Linked DNA regions of Homo sapiens: all the other regions are linked to region 1. A link is an interaction called in ENCODE POLR2A ChIA-PET data of the cell type or tissue named here. Cell type or tissue: MCF 10A. All regions are shown on one strand. Each heading gives the region's core, and the rest is flanking DNA. Links, peaks and the distances in the headings are about the cores only.

Region 1 (8,299 bases), core at 1,403-6,402:
GGCGGAACAAATAAATCTTAACCTGAGCATATACTTATGATTAAAAATAGAATAAAATAAGGCCAGGCACTGTGATCACGTTCAGAATCCCAGCACGTTGGGAGGATGAGGCAGGAGGATCACTTGAGCCCAGGACTTCAAGACCAGCCTAGGCAACGTAGTGAGTTCCTGTATCTACAGAAAGCAAAAAAATTAGCTAGGCATGGTTGTGCACAACTGAGGTCCCAGCTACTTCAGGGGCTGAGGTAGGGGGATAACTTGAGCCCTGGAGGTCGAGGATGCGTTGAGGTATGATCATGCCACTGCACTCCAGCCTGGGTGACAGAATGAGACCCCACCTCAAAAACAAAAACAAAAAAATTAAATTAAACAGCCAACCCAGACTCCGGGGAAAGCGGTGTAGATGAGGAGAGGGAGATGCTGGCACTGAGGAGGGATGAAAAAGGAGGAAGGATTAGTCTAAGCCAGGTTAAGGGAAGTAGAGGAAGGGCCAGTTCCCAAAAAAGAACAGAAATCAAGAGGAGGAGCGGGACTTCAAGGCAAAGATTATGAGGGGGGCAGTGATATGAAATAGGACAGGAAAAGTCAACCAGAAACTGATAGTGAAGGGCACTACATGCCAACCTACAAAGCTTTCCTTTCATCCTAAATGCGGTGGGTAGGAGATTGATTTGATCATGTGGCATTTTAGAAAGATTACTGAGACTGCCACATGAAAGTGGATTGGAGACAGTCAGGCTACAATTATAATCCCTAAGGTTATGCAAGAAAATGTACAGAAAGCCAGGTATAGATTGTGGGCAGATAGAGAAATTCTTAGTTATCTGTCTCTATCTGGGAGGCAGATATGCAAATGTGAACTTGCTGTAAGAAGAACCAGGTGCACAATTATTATAATTAAAATAACTGTCTGTATTTTGTGATGAATACTTTGCAGAAAACGTGATTCCTAGTGACCTGACATCACTTTTTCTAACAAATATGAGGTTCATATTGTATGTAAATTTTTCCTCATTGCTACACACTACTCCCCAAATCCAGTGGGGACTGTGAATGCTTTTTAGTCATGTAGTTGTATTGTTCAACTGATTTCACATTTAAAGTAGTAATTTGCAAAATTCCAGTGCAGCTGGAACAAAACACAATGTGAGCACAATAATATTTTTTCATCCCCCAAAACAAATGTAGGGATTTAACTGAGTTTCCACAATTTCCCAGACATTGTACACATATAACTTTATTTAATCTCCTTGAAAATGTGGGTATATTGTCTAGTTCATGAATAAAGAAGTTATAACCTCAGAGAGATATTTCATCTTGATCATGATTACATAACCAATTAAATAGTAGAAGTAGAATTTGAACTCAGCTCTTCCATGGCTGAAGGCCATGTTCTTAACACTATACACAAAATTAGATTAGTATAAGTGTTTCAACTAGTGTCTATCAGTGTGAAATTCACATCAGCAGGCTCAAGGGAGCTGGCAATGGGGTTTTCATGCTGACAGTTATATCTGGAGGACTAAATAAGAAGAGGAAAAGGAAACCTGAATGATTATGGGAAAGTCAAATAGTTGAGAAGTGGGAAGGAAAAGAAATAATAGAGAGGGTTAGACTAGAAAAGCTAAGTAACAGTGCCCCGGTGGAGCAGGATTGGAGGTAAGAGCACCCTAAAGACTATGTCACAACTTCAAGAACTCAGCACTCAATACTTTGTTTCATCCCAACCCACATCTCTCTTCTAAGTTCCAGACTATCACCCTCATTGGTTTGCAAGAAATTCCATGTGGTTGTCCCACAGGCAAAATAAATTCAATGTATCTAACGTGGAACTTATACTACCCAATTCCTGTTATTTGGTTCTCAACTTTTGTTAATGGTGCCATTATAGACTCGGGATTCTGATTCAAGTGTCCATTATTACCAAGTCATATTTAACTTTCCTCTTAAATCTCTCCCTTCCTTATGAGTTTTCTTCCCTTTTTTTGTTTTATGTCTTTATTCTTGTATTAAATAGCTACTGTCAGGTACTAATTCTGCTCAGTTCTGGGGATATAAAGAGAAGTAAGAGAATAACCTTGTTCTCAGAGAGTTCGTATCTAGAAGGAGAGTGTGGTAGGCAGAAGTCTAAGATGGCTCCCAAGATTCCCAATCCCACATGATTTCATTTCCTCTCCTTGAGTGTGGTTGGGTCTGACTGAACCAGGTGAGCTCTTTTTTGAAAAGAGGATCTAGGAGCCAAAGAAGGAGTAAGTCAGAGAGATCCAAAGCTGCAGCAGCTTCTCTTCTGTTGGCCCTAAAGGAGCAAATTACCATGCTGTATAGAGGCCATATAGCAAGGACTTGAAAGCATCCTCTGGGAGCTGAGGGTGGCCTCTGGCCAACAGCTAGTAAAAATAAAAAATAAAATAAAAAAAGGCCACAGTCATAAGAAATGGATTGTGCCAAGGGAACTTGAAAATGAACTTTCCCTAGTCAAGCCTCCAGATGAAGATACATCTGGCTACACCTTGATTTCAGCCTAGTGAGATCCCGAGCAGAGGACCCAGGTAAAACATGCCGCAAGTCCAACCTATGGAAATTGTCAGGTAATGAATGAGTGTTGTTTTAGACTGCTGAGTTTGTGGTAATTTGTTATGCAGCGACAGAAAACTCATACGGAAAGAAAAAATAAATCTATGTCTTGCTCAGTGCTAGGCTAGAGGCACACATGATAGAGCATAGGAGGTTATCAGAGCACAGACAGGGACATCCAACAAACACTAAAGGACTTGGGGAAGGCATCCTGGCAGAGGTAGTAACTAAGATGAATTCTAAAACAAAAGAGGGAGAAGAGAGAAGGAGAGGGAAGGAGGAAGAAAAAAAATTTTTGAAAGAAGAAAAGAAAAGAGGAAGTTGGGGAAAATGTGTGTGATCAAACGGGGACATGAAACTTCGTGGGCAGAGGGAGTTAAATATCCACAGGTCCCAAAGTCATAGAGTTCATAGTGACCTTTAGAAACTAAAAAGACATCAATATGTCTGAATTTGGGGACGAATGGTAAAAAATGAGGATGGAGATGTAAAAAGAAAAAAAGAACATTTACCATTTACTGATTGTATACTACGTGGAAGCCCACAGTGTCAGCTCAGCCTGCTTCAACACAACCCCAAGTCAGAGATAGATGGCACAGGTCATCTGCTCGTTTGCCTCAAATCTAGTCTAGTCTAGTCTAGGTGCCCTTCCTCTACTCTGCCTTCAGTCACGGGGTAGATTCTCCCAAACCACCTTTTCAGGGCTTCTTTGCTGGGAAACTGGCTTCTGGGTGGGTTTGGCCAATGGAAGGCACTGGGAGGAGATAGAAGGGCAGGAAGAGAGGCAACTCCTGGGCATTTCTCTTCTTTCTCTGCTCTGGGCAATGGCTCTGGCCCAGTGGCAGCACCTCCCCCATAGCCCCAGCTTCTACAGATCCCAATGAACAGCCCTGCCTCCTGAGCTCCTGTAACACTAAGTTCTCCCTTAGTCCCCACCTTAGGGTGGCAGTTGCTTAATGCCTGAATAGTCTCACCTTCCCCTTTTGGGTCTTTCAGTATTAAATTTTCTCCACTGAACTACCTGGCATGAGTGTTATTTTTGTAACTGGATCCTCACTGAATCACCATGTTTGACAAATAGCTACGAATCAGAAAGATTGAGCAACTGCCTAACGTCACACAGTTGGGATGTTGTGGGGCTGGGTTGTAGATGTTTGGCTGTGAAGCCCATCTCTTTCCACCCAGCTGCATTGTCTCTCAGAAACTTTCCATCACCATTCTGAGTCAGCTCTTTAGAACTTCACCATTACAGCAACCTCCACTCTCAGATGAATCTTCCTTAATTATACCTCTGGTCATGTGATATATGTGGCAATTGCAAAGGGAATTCAGTATCAACTCCTCATTCTAGACTCCAGGCTTTCCAGAATTTTTTTTTTTTTTTGAAATGGAGCCTCGCTCTTGTTGCCCAGGCTGGAGTGCAGTGGCGTGATCTCGGCACACTGCAACCTCCACCTCCCGGGTTCAAGCAATTCTCTACCTCAGCCTCCTGAGTAGCTGGGATTGCAGGCGCCCACCACCACGCCTGGCTAATTTTTGTGTTTTTAGTAGAGACAGGGTTTCACCATTTTGCATTTTGGCCAGGCTGGTCTTGAAATGCTGACCTCATGATCCACCCGCCTCGGCCTCCCAAAGTGCTGGGATTACAGGCATGAGTCACCATGCCTGGCCCCAGAATATTTCTTAAACCAGTCTTTCTGACTTCACTTTTGCTAGACATTTTGCTCTACTGGAAAGCTGCCCTTGATTTTCACTTGTACGTATTTACTTATTCTATTTCTGTTCCCTTTAGCTAGAATGCTCTAGTTCTACCTGTAATAAAAACAAAAACAAAAACAAAAACACATGACTGGATCTTGCTATGTGGCCCATGCTGGGTTCAAGCAATTCTCCCACCTCAGCCTCCCAAAAGTGCTGAGATTACACACATGAGTCACCATGCCCGGCCTCCACCTTTTGATATATCTGTCCTTTGAAGCTTATTTATTCATGTATTCATTCATTCAACAAGCCTGGGCAGGGTACATTCTAGGCCCTTAGGAGGGAAAATAGAACAAGATGACTCCTATCTTCTAGAATGGGGGTGGGCATACTTTTTCTGTAAAGGGCCAGATAGTAAACATTTTAAGTTTTATGGGCCACATGGTCTCTGTCACAACTACTCAACTCTGCTATTATAGCACAAAGGCAGCCATAGGCAGTACATAGAGAATGAATATGATTATTCCAACAAAACTTTATTTACAAAAGTGGGTGTTAGGTTGTAGTTTCCCATGGTTTGTTGAGGCCCTCCTCTAAAAACTCACAGCTAAACAGATGGAAAAGCCAGCAGGAAATGATAATGCATAAAACATATCAAAGAAATATGGAGGATTGTACGGCAGGCACATGTGACAACAATAACATAAACATACCCTGAGAATGACCCGGTATGGCAGATGCACCTGACAGCAATAACGTAAGTATACCCAGAGAATGACCCTGTATGGCAGACTCACCTGACAGCAATAACGTAAGCATACCCTGAGAATGACCCTATCGTCTAAGAAGAATGTGTGTTTGGAGTTCCAAGCTAAGGAATCTAGGAGTGGCCAACCCGGAGATTCATTCCTTATCTATGAGGACCATAACCTGCAGCCTATTCCCTGGAATGCAGGCTGTACAGGGGATGGAGGCCCTCTTTTGTTTTGGGTTAAATGAACATTGCCAGGTGGAGGTTGCTAGGGGAAGTGTGTTAAGTGAAAATGCTATATAAATTGCATGCTTTTTACAATTGGTTGTGGTTCTCCTGTCCAGCCCACCAACACTAGACCACCCTGTATTTAAGTCTCCTCAATAAACCCTGTCTTGTTTGCAGGTTCCAAGTCTCTTCTTCGGCCTCTCAAACATGGTACCATCCCTAATGAAGTCAACGGGTCCAGCATGACAGGATGGAAGTACAAGTGTCAGCACCTATGTGAGTCCCAAGAGGGGAAATTAGAAACAAAAAGGAAGAAGAGGACATAGGCCAGGCACGGCGGCTCACGCCTGTAATCCCAACACTTTGGGAGGCCAAGGTGGGCAGATCACCTGAGGTCAGGAGTTCAAGACCAGCCTGGTCAACATGGCAAAAGCCCATCTCTACTAAAAAATACAAAAAATTAGCCAGGCGTGGTGGTGGGAGCCTGTAATCCCACCTACTCGGGAGGCTGAGGCAGGAGAATTGCTTCAATCTGGGAGGCAGAGGTTGCAGTGAGCTGAGATCGTGCCATTGCACTCCAGCCTGGGCGACAGAGTAAGACTCTGTCTCAGAAAAAAAAAAAAAAAAAGGAAAAAAAAAGATGATATAGTCAAAGAAATAACATTAAATTTCTTATAATTTAAGATGAATGATTTCAGATTGAAAAGTTTATAAAGGTGCCAAAGAGAAAAGGAAAGATCCACACTAGATACATTAGAATGAAATGTCAAAGTAACATACATAAAGAAGAAATTCTGAAATCTTCTAGAAAGAAAGAACATGTTATCTATGAAGGAACAAGGATCATATTGATATTAGATTTCTCAACAGCACATGTGCTGCAAGAAGACAAAGGAGTAATATTAAGTATTGTGAAACAAACCTAGAGCTTAGAATTTCATATTTAAAATTCTAAATAAATTATCATTCAAATTGTTATAGTTTGGGGGCCAGGTGTGGTGGCTCATGCCTATAATCCCAGCACTTTGGGAGACTAAGGCGGGCAGATCACTTGAGCTCAGGAGTTTGAGACGAGCCTGGCAAACACGGCAAAACCCCATCTCAAAATACAAAAATTAGCTAGATGTGGTGGTGCATGCCCATAATCCTAGCTACTTGGGAGGCTGAGGCACGAGAATTGCTTGAACTTGGGAGGCGGAGGTTGCAGTGAGCCAAGATCGTGCCATTGCACTCCAGCCTGGGCGACAGAGTGAGACTCGGTCTCATATATATATGAGACTGACAAATTGATACAGTTTGGATATATGTCCCTGCCCCAGTCTCATGTTGAACTGTAATCTGCAATGTTGGAGGTGGGGCCTGGTGGGAGGTGGTTGGATCATGGGGGCAGATTTCCATGAATGGTTTAACACCATCTTCCTGGTTTGTCCTCATGACAGTGAGTGAGTTCTTGAGAGAACTCATCATTTAAAAATGTGTGGCACTTCCTCTCTTTCTCTCTTGCTCCTGCTCTGGGTATGTGACGTGCCTGCTCCCCCTTTGCCTACTGCCATAATTCAGAGTTTCCTGAGGCCTCCCAAGAAGATAAGCCGATGCCAGCACCATGCTTCCTGTAAGCTGGCAGAACCATGAGTAAATTAAACCTCTTTTTTAAATAAGTTACCCAATCTCAGGTATTTTTTATAGCAATGTGAGAATGTGCTAGCACACAAATATGTTACCACTTAAATTATCATTCAAATATAAAAGCATAGTAAAGCTGACATTAAGCCTCAAGCATACAAGTTCACAGAAAATTTGTCACACAAGGACCCACATTATAAGAGAAGCAGAAATTCATACTGCTTTAAGAGATATCAGAGGCTGGGTGTGGTGGCCCATGCCTATAATGCCAGCACTTTGGGAAGCCAAGGCAGGAGGATCGTTTGAGCCCAGGAGTTCAAGACCAGCCTGGGCAACATAGTGAGCCCTTGTCTCTATAAAAAATAAAAAAATTAGCCATGGCCCTGGTGTGGTGGCTCACGCCTGTAATCCTAGCACTTTGAGAGGCCGAGGGGGGTGGATCACTTGAGGATAGGAGTTCAAAATCAGCCTGGCCAACATGGTGAAACCCCATCTGTACTAAAAATACAAAAAATTAGCCAGGTGTGCCGATGCACGTCTGTAATCCCAGCTACTTGTGAGGCTGAGGGAGGAGAATCGCTTGAACCCAGGAGGCAGAGGTTGCAGTGAGCTGAGATCACACCACTGCACTCCAATCTGTGTGACAGAGTGAGACTCTGTTTCAAAAAAAGAAACAACCACATGTGGTGGCATGCGCCTATGGTCACAGATACTTGGGAGGCTTAGGTTGGAGGATGGCTTGGACCTGGGAAGTTGAGGCTGCAGCAAGCTATGATTGTGCCACTGCACTCCAACCTAGGCAACAGAGTGAGACCCTGTCTCAAAAGAAAAAAGAGAGAGGGAGCAATATCAGAAGGTATCAAACATGTAAGTAAAATCCAAATAAAAGAACCAAAGAAAAGAGAAATAGAAACTATTTCAATTACAACTCAGAACTAAATTCCTAGAAAATATTAATATGACATGAAAGCATGCTAATATATTTATTTTGCACGAGTAATAATATGGATTTGACAACTTTAAAATAGGGAGAAAATAAATAAGCTTATGGTGTTATCAATCAGGAGACAGAAATTATACCAATAATTTATCAGGAATTTTTTTTTTTTTTTTTTTTGAGACAGAGTCTCACTCTTGTTGCCCAGGCTGGAGTGCAATGGTGCGATCTCAGATCACTACAACCTCTGCAGCTCTGGTTCAAAGTCATTCTCCTGCCTCAGCCTCCCAAGTAGCTGGGATTACAGGTGCCTGCCACCACCACATGTGGCTAATATTTTGTATTTTTAGTAGAGACAGGGTTTCACCACATTGGCCAGGCTGGTCTCAAACTCCCGACCTCAGGTGATCCACCCGCCTTGGCCTCCCAAAGTGCTGGGCTTACAGGCATGAGCCACTGCACCCAGCAGGAAAAATTTAATATAA
Region 2 (5,000 bases), core at 1-5,000, 110 kb before region 1:
CGCAGATCTACTCTCTAGAAATTATCTACTGTCCCCTTGCAGGCCTGTCACATGCATTCTACTTGACAGTCAGTCAGTCACGTCCATCCCCTGAGCATACCCTGTAAGGCAGCCTCTTGCTCTAATTTCCACCAGGCTCTCTTTACTGAAAGATAACCAATTCTTCCAGAGCCAGCTTCCCTAGGAAGTATGACTCTCTTACAAACTACCTCTACATTCCAGTCACACCTGACTACTCCCCATTCCTCAGTGATATCCTAGACTTTGATGCTTTCATTCCAGCCACAAATTTCCACTGCTTCTCTCTCCACCACACACCCCCATCCTTAATTTTCAGCTTCTGGCAAATCTCTGGAATGATTCAAATGTCACTCACTCTAAAGGCTTCCTCAAATCCACCAAGTATGTGCTTACCTAACACATCAATTAGTTCTCTCTCCTCCTCCCTTCTCCCCTAGCATGTGAACTCCATCAGAAACGAACCTCGCAAATTTAGCACCTCTCTTGGTGCTAAAGCATGGTACTCTGCATAGAAGCTAATCATTAAATACTTTTAGATTAAAAAACAGCCACTACACTTACGTATTTTTACAAACTTACAACTATTTAAAAAAGATTTAACTCTGGAAGACACATGCAAAAATTATTTTAAAAAATCATCTAAAAAGTAATCTAGTATTTCTATAGCCTTTTAATCTATGGGAGTAGGATGTATGGAGAGAAATTAGCTGCCTGACTGAATTCACTACAATGTGGTAAATAATTATCTCCTTAGGCCAGGCGCAGTGGCTCACACCTGTAATCCCAGCACTTTGGGAGGCCAAGGCAGGTGGATCACGAGGTCAAGAGATCGAGACCATCCTGGCCAACATGGTGAACCCTATCTCTACTAAAAATACAAAAATTAGCTGGCTGTGGTCGCAGGCGCCTGTAGTGCCAGCTACTCTGGGGGCTGAGGCAGGAGAACTGCTTGAACCCAGGAGGCGGAGGCTGCAGTGAGCTGAGATCGCACCACTGTACTCCAGCCGGGGCAACAGCGCGAGACTCCGTCTCAAAAAAAAAAAGAAAGAAAGAAAGAAAAAATTATCTTCTTAGACCTGTGTGTATCAAAAACTTTTCCTAGATGATGGATATTGCAATATCAGATTTTAAAAGAACTCTTAAAACCACAAAGTTAATAATTTATGCCAGTCAAAATACTGAAAAGAAGAAGCTGCTGAACCAGAAACTGGTCGTGTAATCTTCTGTAATGAAGTCTGAGTCTCACCTGTTTCAGTTAAACTTACTTCCAGTTGGCAGTAGCACACTGGACTTGATGACACTCAATTCCTTCAATTATTTTATCATTTTGGTAATTCCTCTTGTTGGTTCAAAAGATCATATGCCATTAGCATATAACCATAGAAGCCAAGTAAGCAGGCTGATTAGGAAATCACTTTTTCCTTCAAACTTGTTTTATAGCCACTTTGAGCCAGTTTTTGCAGGGAGGAGCTAAGCAGGCAACCATCCTCTGAGCATCTAAGCTTCTATTCTCCCAAACTATCCAGTGCATGCACCTTGCAGCAGTCAAGACAGGCCTATGGGTGAGCGGGTGGGGAAAGCTTACCATGGGCATGTGCTTGTCTGCTTGGCTATTCTCACCACCAAGGGAGTTCTCCCCTCTCTGATATGCCACTTAAAACAGCAGAGCCCCTATAGCCAGTCAGTGTTCACAGCCTTAGGCTCCGCTTCACAGGGCAGAGCTCCGCCCCTTCTAAATAAATGCTACCTTTGTCTCAGAGAAGGGAACTCCAAATGGCAATTCTCAGTCCAGGATCCAAAAGGGAGGGTGTGAACAGTTACACCTCAACTAACAGGCTGCTCAGAGTCCTCAATTTTCTCATCAATTCCACACACTCAATTTTCCTTTAACGAAGTTACATTACTAAAATATTTTTAAATCAATCAACTCAGCCTTGTATTAGCCTTATTTCAGCATCAGTTGGGTTTCTCCCATACTTCCAGATTTTCATTCCAAAATACTGAAAATTGCCACAGAAATAACCAGAAGAACACAATTAAGCCATTCTTTCACAGAATTCCTAACACTGGTTTATTACTATGTGATTCTAAAATCAAGAATTCTCCCACAGGGAGGAAATCCTATTAAATTAAGGATTCTAGTTAATTAAGGTTTTACTTCATTAGTGTCAAAAAAATTTTTTTAAACCCACGTTAAGATTTTATCGGCAGACATGTAATTCTACACCTATTTCGAGACAAATTTTCTTTTTATGATTCACCATCACCCTTCAACTAAAAGCCCTATAAGTAGTGAGGTGAAAAAAGACATCATGGATATCACTGGTAGGATGAGTTTTATGAGGTCCAGGCTTTGTGAAAGACACTTGCTCTCCCCACACTGTCCAACAACTCCCTCTTGGGTGGAACTCACAAAAGCTCCTGGGCAGGGCAGAGGAAGACCGAAGAGGCAGGAAGTTCACAGAGTAGAGGTAGGCTTTGAGCCCCTGCTCTGGGTTGCCTCCTTTCTCCTTGCAACTAAATTGTTTTGCCAGTCACATTAAATAGCTTTCTGGTTTCTTGCTGCAAATTTGCAATGGCTTAGGGAATGATCTGTTAAAAGCTCCCAGGCAAATCTTTTGTGAATATTTTCTTTTTCTTGGTTCCATTTTGAGATAAAGGAATATGAAATTTTAAAAATAAACCCACTATTCATACCATGAGTAAACCTTTGTTGAGCCTATACACATCACTGTTTAAACCAAGGTGTAAGCAAGGAAGGGGCAGATGGGAAAATTTTTTAATGAGGGAATTTTAGGAGGCGGCAAATACCCTACATGATTCACAAACTCTGTAGCAACTTTTTTTTTTTTTTTTTTCCAGATGGAGTCTCGCTCTGTCGCCCAGGCTGGAGTGCAGTGATCTCAGCTCACTGCAACCTCTGCCTCCTGGGTTCAAGTGATTCTCCTGTCTCAGCCTCCCGAGTAGATAGCATTAGATGCACCCGACACCACGCCTGGCTAATTTTTGTATTTTTAGTAGAGACAGGGTTTCACCAAGTTGGCCACACGGGTCTCAAACTCCTGACCTCAAGTGATCCACCCACCTCAGTCTCCTAAAGTGTTGAGATTATAGGCGTGAGCCACCACGCCCAGCTGTCAATAATCACCTTTCAATAACTATAAGTTAACTGTCACTTTAATAAAGGTGTCTTTTTTTTTTTCCAGTCCTGTGTTAAGGAAAAATGTATCCCAACATCAGCCTGGCCATTCTTTCCCACTGTTCCGAATAGAATATAGTGAGTTACAAGTTCTCCTTAGCTGATTTTAGATGGTACTTTGCATTAGCTAAGAGGTTCTCAAACCTGAGTCAGTTAGCTGGAGGGTTTGTCAAAACACAGATCACAGAGACCTACAGAGTTTCTAAGGCAGTAGGCCTGACATGGGCCCCAAGGCTTGTATGTTGAACAAGTTTCCAAGGGATCTCCAGGGGTAAAAGACAGCACATCCTTTTTGGGGCTTACCAAAATACAAAAGCAATGATAACAGCAGCAGCAGCCTGGCCAAGGAATGACATCACTTAACATGTTAGTCAACACTGATTTTGGCACTATCACATCAGTTTTCTATTTAATTTTCACAACAACCCTGTGAGAGTGGGATTATTAACCCCATTTTCCAACTGAACGAAAGCTAGCTCAGAGATTGACTTGCGGCCAGGTGGGGTGGCTCACGCCTGTAATCTCAGCAATTTGGGAGGCCAAGGTGGGCGGATCACTTGAGGTCAGGAGTTCGAGACCAGCTTGGCCAACGTGGTGAAACCCTGTGGCTACTAAAAATACAAAATATTAGCTGGGCGTGGTGGCGCACACCTGTAATCCCAGCTACTCAGGAGGCTGAGGCAGGAGAATCACTTGAACCCGGGAGGTAGAGGTTGCACTGAGCCGAGATCATGCCACTGCACTCCAGCCTAGGTAACAAAGCAAGACTCCATCTCAAAAAAAAAAAAAAAAAAAAAAGCAGGGCATGGTGGCTCACGCCTGTAATCCCAGCACTTTGGGGGGCTGAGGAGGGTGGATCGCCTGAGGTTGGGAGTTTGAGACCAGCCTGGCCAACATAGTGAAACCCTATGTCTCTACTAAAAATACAAAAAATTAGCTGGGTGTGGTGGCAGGCGCCTGTAATCCCAGCTACTACGGAGGCTGAGGCAGGAGAACTGTTTGAACCTGGAAGGCAGAGGTTGTTGCTGTGAGCCGAGATTGCGCCACTGTACTCCAGCCTGGGCAACAAGTGTCAAAGTCTGTCTCAATTAAAAAAAAAAAAAAAGGGTGAGGGGATTGACTTGCTCACAAATGGTAGACCTGAACATTCACCAATGCCTGGCAAGAAAGCTTATACTCTCAGCCACAGTTCTGCTAGCAAAGCTGTCAGGCTGCGTTAAATAAAGCAGTGAAGACAAAGAAGGTGTGCTAAAGTGTGCTAACTTATAACCACTCATATTTCTTTAGTCTCAAAAAGGTACACATCAACAATTTAGTATCATCTCCGCCAGCAGGGTCATCTCAGAGCCACAAAATTGATGTTTGGTTAAACTGATCCACACAGGCCTGTCCTTGAGGAACGACCTAACAGAGGACCCCTTTGAGAGAAGGATGGCCAATGGCATGAAGCTGCTCTTTCAGTTATAAAAACTGTGGGCCGGTCACAGTGGCTCACATCTGTAATCCCAGCACTTTGGGAGGCCGAGGTGGGAGGATCACCTGAGGTCGTCAGGGGTTTGAGACCAGCCTGGCCCACATGGCGAAACCCTGTCTCTACTAAAAATACAAAAATTAACCGGGCGTAGTGGCACGTGCTTGTAATCCCAGCTACTTGGGAGGCTGAGGCAGGAGAATCGCTAGATCTCGGCTGCAGTGAGCCGAGATCGCGCCACTGCACTTCAACCTGGGCTACAGAGCGAGACTCCATCTCAAAAATAAATAAATAAATAAATATAAAAAC
Region 3 (5,000 bases), core at 1-5,000, 96 kb after region 1:
AGAACTGAGTGAGAACTCAGTGAATCCCACGAGAATGGCACCAGCCTGTTCATGAGGGATCTGCCCCTGTGACCGAAATATTTCCCACTTGCCCCCGCCTCCAACGTTGGGAATCAAATTTCAACATGAGAGTTGGAGAGGACAAACAGCCAAACTATTATCAAACGTCGAAAATGTTATGCTAAGGGAAAGAAGCTAGACACAGAAAAAAGGCTGCATGTATGATTCTGTTGATATGAAATGTCCAGAACAGGTAATCCTATAAAGACGGAAAGTAGATTTGTGCTTGCTAAGGGCTAGGGGAAGGAGGGATTGGGGAGTGACTGCTAATGGGGATGGGGTTTCTTTCTGGGGTGATGAAACTATCCTGGAAATGGTGCTATTATTGCATAATGTTGTGACTATACTAAAAACTGCTGAATTGTATAATTTAAAATGATGAATTTTATGGCTTGTGGATTATACTTCAATAAAAAAGAACTAGATAAGAAAATAATTCTATAGTGCCTAGCAGAATTTTAAGGCAAGTAGATAGTAAAATAAATATGAGGTAATTGATGGATGACAAGAACTACTGGAAATCTCTTTGTAGACCAGAAATATAGCCATCGTTTGTTAAACAACGGGAGAGAAATGAGCTCCAAGGAGCTTAGTCCATGTAATCTCTAGGAAATTGTGTCCTAGGAGTTGCTTTTGGTAAAGACTAAATTCTTCATGTCCAATGCTCCCTCCTAAGCATTGTATTAATTTTACTTTCAGCATCAGTATGACAACCTGTTCCACCGTGGCCGCCCTGGGAATGATGCCACTCTGCATTTATCTCTACACCTGGTCCTGGAGTCTTCAGCAGAATCTCACCATTCCTTATCAGAACATAGGTCTGTATGGGCCTGGGAAATGGAGGACTAACAGTAATGGTGATGATACTAATAATAGCTGTTCTTAATTATATAACTCTTTATGCAGGGATTTTTTTGGTAGTACTTAATTTAATCCCTTAAAGAACCCTACAGTATAGATTCTGTTACCAGTTCAGTCTCCTAGGTCTTCAGGCTTCAAGAGGTTTAGTAACTTGATCAAGATTATGCAGCTGGTAAGTACGGAACTGGAGTTCTAACCCGGGAATCTGACTACAAAGTGCAAACTTTCATCCCTATAAGAGTGCATTTTTGAAAAAAAAAGAAAGCCAGATAATTTACTTTGAAAAAGCAGGAATCAAACCCTTATGTAATTAGACTATAAAGCAATTGGACTCTTTATACTCCAAGGTTTAACTGGATCTAGTGGCTCTAATTAGACCTTCCTGTGACTTCACCTTTCACATTGCCTGCGAACCTTGACTTTTTCTTGGAGGTTGAATGTAAATAATTCTTACTGATTATGAAAACTCATCTACATGTCACAGTCTCACCCATATCTCTTTCATTATCTCCTCTTCTGAATATTATTTCTCATGAAAGTCTGCCATTTTCCTAAAGATCTCTGTGGGTTTAGCAAGCTTAGAAGAGAAATGTGGTGAAATGATCTGCCTTTTCTAGTGTGGTCAGTTTTTGAAAAAGTGATAGGCACTATGTTTTTTTGTTTTTTTTTTTTGAGACAGAGTTTTGCTCTGTCACTCAGGCTGGAGTGCAGTCGTGCAATCTCGGCTCACTGCAACTTCTGCCTTCTCCTGCCTCAGCCTTCCGAGTAGCTGGTACTACAGGTGCAGGCCACCACACCCGGCTAATTTTTTTGGTATTTTAGGAGAGACAGGGTTTCACCGTGTTGCCCAGGCTGGTCTCAAACTCCTGAGCTCAGGCAGTCCACCCACCTTGGCCTCCCAAAGTGCTAGGATTACAGGTGTAAGCCACCGTGCCTGGCCAACACTATGATTCTTAAGACTCTCAGTGTCAATCTGGTGTCTCAGGTAAACACCTTGAAGGCTTACAACCCATGGCCCATAGTTCAAAACCATGAATGAACCCACTTCCTCACAATAGCGGGAGCCCACTGAATCTGTAAAATTTGAGGGAAACCTTAATTTAGAAACCATGATTTTATGTGCAACTTTTTTTCTGATCAGTAAGTTATTTAATATATTCTGCTTTGATAATATGTTCTGAAAGGCACTCACAAGACGCAAAATGTTATGAGCAGCTTATATAACTTTGGAGCCAATATTGTAGGCATTTATCCAGACTTGGGAAGTGGCATGGGAAAATGTCAGTTTAAAGCTGTTACCTAATTGAAATAGAAGTTGTTGGGAAGTACTGTGCAGTCAGGGTGAGAGGGAAAACCCTCTCATGGATTTTTCTTCTCTTTAGGAATTACCCTTGTGTGCCTGACCATTCCTGTGGCCTTTGGTGTCTATGTGAATTACAGATGGCCAAAACAATCCAAAATCATTCTCAAGGTGAGTGACTTCATGGCCACTGTTGGCACGTCCTCAGACTCAGGGGCCTGAAAGACAGAAGTGAGCAGTGGCTGGGACAAGTGAGCTTGTTGAGTACGGCCCCACACCCAGAAATTCTTCTTACACATCCTGTGGTTTTGGATCCAGGGATCATATTTCCTCCACCCTGTAAGCCTTGCTTTGCCACTCCCATAGTTCTGTACCCTGAGGCTTATGACGCCCTGGAAAATAAGCAACTATTGATTTAGTGTCAGGAAAGCTAAAGCCTGTGTGTGGACAGAAGAGCCCAGGCCCATCCATAAACAAGGCTTCACACAGGTGCTCTTGAGGCAGAAGCTGTTCAAGTGAGCATGAAAGGGAACCCCAGTGTTTAGTAATATGGCTGGTTTCTTGGAAGAGTAGGAGGAAGGGCTGTCTTGCAGAAGCATTCCTGGGGTCACGGCCAAAGCTGTTGTTTGTACACATGAGCAAGGGCTGCTGACTACATGAATAAGACTGTTTAAATGAAATCATCCAGGAAGCACTGAGGAGTCTAGCTATGGAATGATGGTGACTAGAACTTTCTACCTCCTCTTGTCTTTGCAGTCCTGCCCTTTGTCTGCTGGAGAAACAAGCAAATGTCTTTGTTAAATGGCTTTTAAAAATAATTCAAGAGGCCAGGTGCAGTGGCTCACATCTGTAATCCCAGAACTTTGGCAGGCTGAGGTGGGAGGATTGCTTGAGGCCAGGAGGTTGAGGCTACAGTGAGCCATTATCATGCCATTGCACTGGAGCCTGGATCACAGAGTGAGACCCCATCTCTAAAAAATGAAACAAAACAACAAAACGTAAAGAGGAGGCATTCTTAACAATGGTGTGAGTCTCCTAGGGTGCTTTCCATTTTTTTTCTGATTATGTATCACTTTAGCAGATAGAAGGTTGTAATATGTGTGGCTTTCATGAAGATTTTAAAAATGTTTCAGTTATATTTTACATTTATAAAGAAGTAAACATTTGGGGTTATTTAGAGTTTCATGTAGTAAATCTCAGTTAATTTTGTTTTCTGGTTTATGGTTTGGCTTGGTTTAAGCTTTTGCCGTTTGGCTCTACCTCACAGAACATTGCCACTCTATATGCCTGTGCTAATGGACACTGTTTTCCCAGTTATGCACAAGGCCAAACCATTCCCACCATTCCTTCAGTGCGATGGAGAATGAGAGGAGAGGGCTTGCCAAGCAGAAAATCAGCTGGGCACAGAGAGCTGGAGGATGGCTTAGTATAGTACATTTGTATTGCATATGGATGACTTTAACATCAATAGTGCACACCTGATTTTCACTCTCCTTTTTTAGCTGTACTCATGGAATAAAGTCCCATCTTTTCCACATTTATTTTTAAAAATTAATTAAGTTTTTGAGATAGGGTCTCGCTCTGTCACTCAGGCTGGAGTGCAATGACACGATCATAGCTCACTGCAACCTTGATCTCCTAGGCTCAAATGATGCTCCCATCTCAAGCTCTGAGGTAGCTAGCACTACAGGCATGCACCATCCTGCCCTGCTAATAAAAAGATTTTTTTTTTAGAGACAGGGTCTTGCTATGTTACCCAGGCTGGTTTGCAACTCCTGGCCTCAAGGGATCCTCTGGCCTTGGCCTCCCAAAGTGTTGGGATCACAGGCATGAGCCACTGTGCCTGGCCCCTTTTCCACATTTATTATTGTTATTTCAGTAGGAGAAAATTTCCAGTGTGGTAGTTATGATTTTGTTTACAAAACAAGAGGAGGGAAATGATCATGGAAACTTCTTGCTTTTCAAGTACTCTATCTTTGATTATTTTTCTTAAAAGGGCATTTAACAACAATAACAAAAATAATGCTTTTGGAGTTTTCCAGCTCCTCTATCAGTCCATCAGTGTCAATGGAGAAACCAGATACATTTTTTTACATGTCAGTTTTATTTTCTGTAACGAGCAAATTTAAAACTCTTTTCTTTTGGGTATTTCATAGGATTTATGGCAAAACATTTAATAATATGCATAAATATTCTAGACTACCTTAGTAAAAAAAAAAAACTAGGCTAATGTAATCATTATTTTAGTATATCTTCATTCCCTGTTCTTAGTTCCATTTTAATTTTAGATCTGACACATTTTCTGAACAAACTTAAGTGTTCCCCATTTGCTCTTGGTGGATATTAAACTTTGAAATCTTTGGTAGAGAGAGGAAGAGGGGATGTTACATTCAGAGGCCTTAGTTCCATTTTAATTTTAGATCTGACACATTTTCTGAACAAACTTAAGTGTTCCCCATTTGCTCTTGGTGGATATTAAACTTTGAAATCTTTGGTAGAGAGAGGAAGAGGGGATGTTACATTCAGAGGCTTTCTTTCTTTCATTTTTTTTTTAAACGGAGTCTTGCTCTGTCACCCAGGCTGGAGTGCAGTGGCGCAATCTTGGCTCACTGCAACCTCCACCTCCTGGGTTCAAGTAATTCTCCTGCCTCAGCCTCTTGAGTAGCTGGGATTACAGGCATGTGTCACCACGCCTGGCTAATTTTTGTATTTTTTAGTAGAGACAGGATTTTGCCATGTTGGCTGGATGGTCTTGAACTCCTGACCTCAGGTGATCCGC

The links. ChIA-PET counts read pairs that join two places held together with the same protein. Peaks named below come from ENCODE experiments on the same cell type or tissue, not always from the same donor. Only the 100,000 strongest peaks of a DNase experiment are listed, where the experiment ranks them.
Region 2: POLR2A ChIA-PET joins it to region 1 with 7 read pairs; 12 of 35 experiments call an interaction of 5 or more read pairs at or near these places.
Region 3: POLR2A ChIA-PET joins it to region 1 with 5 read pairs; 4 of 35 experiments call an interaction of 5 or more read pairs at or near these places.

What each region holds. Positions count from the first base shown.
Region 1 is chr4:86,923,459-86,931,757 of GRCh38, reverse strand. AFF1-AS1 (AFF1 antisense RNA 1) reads left to right here. Exons shown (of 3, transcript NR_038841.1): 3 at 5,432-6,864. It also overlaps a transcript of C4orf36 not described here. Among named protein-coding and RNA genes, the nearest start is that of AFF1-AS1, 7.2 kb to the left of the region's middle. RefSeq lists a silencer at 6,467-6,761. In MCF 10A, for the core only: no CTCF peak of the experiment used is centred there; DNase peaks (open chromatin) are centred at 3,697 and 4,537.
Region 2 is chr4:87,039,890-87,044,889 of GRCh38, reverse strand. All of the region lies in intron 2 of AFF1 (ALF transcription elongation factor 1), which reads right to left. Among named protein-coding and RNA genes, the nearest start is that of AFF1, 110 kb to the right of the region's middle. In MCF 10A, for the core only: no CTCF peak of the experiment used is centred there; no DNase peak of the experiment used is centred there.
Region 3 is chr4:86,829,184-86,834,183 of GRCh38, reverse strand. It overlaps SLC10A6 (solute carrier family 10 member 6), which reads left to right. Exons shown (of 6, transcript NM_197965.3): 2 at 760-878; 3 at 2,304-2,392. Among named protein-coding and RNA genes, the nearest start is that of SLC10A6, 18 kb to the left of the region's middle. In MCF 10A, for the core only: no CTCF peak of the experiment used is centred there; a DNase peak (open chromatin) is centred at 2,583.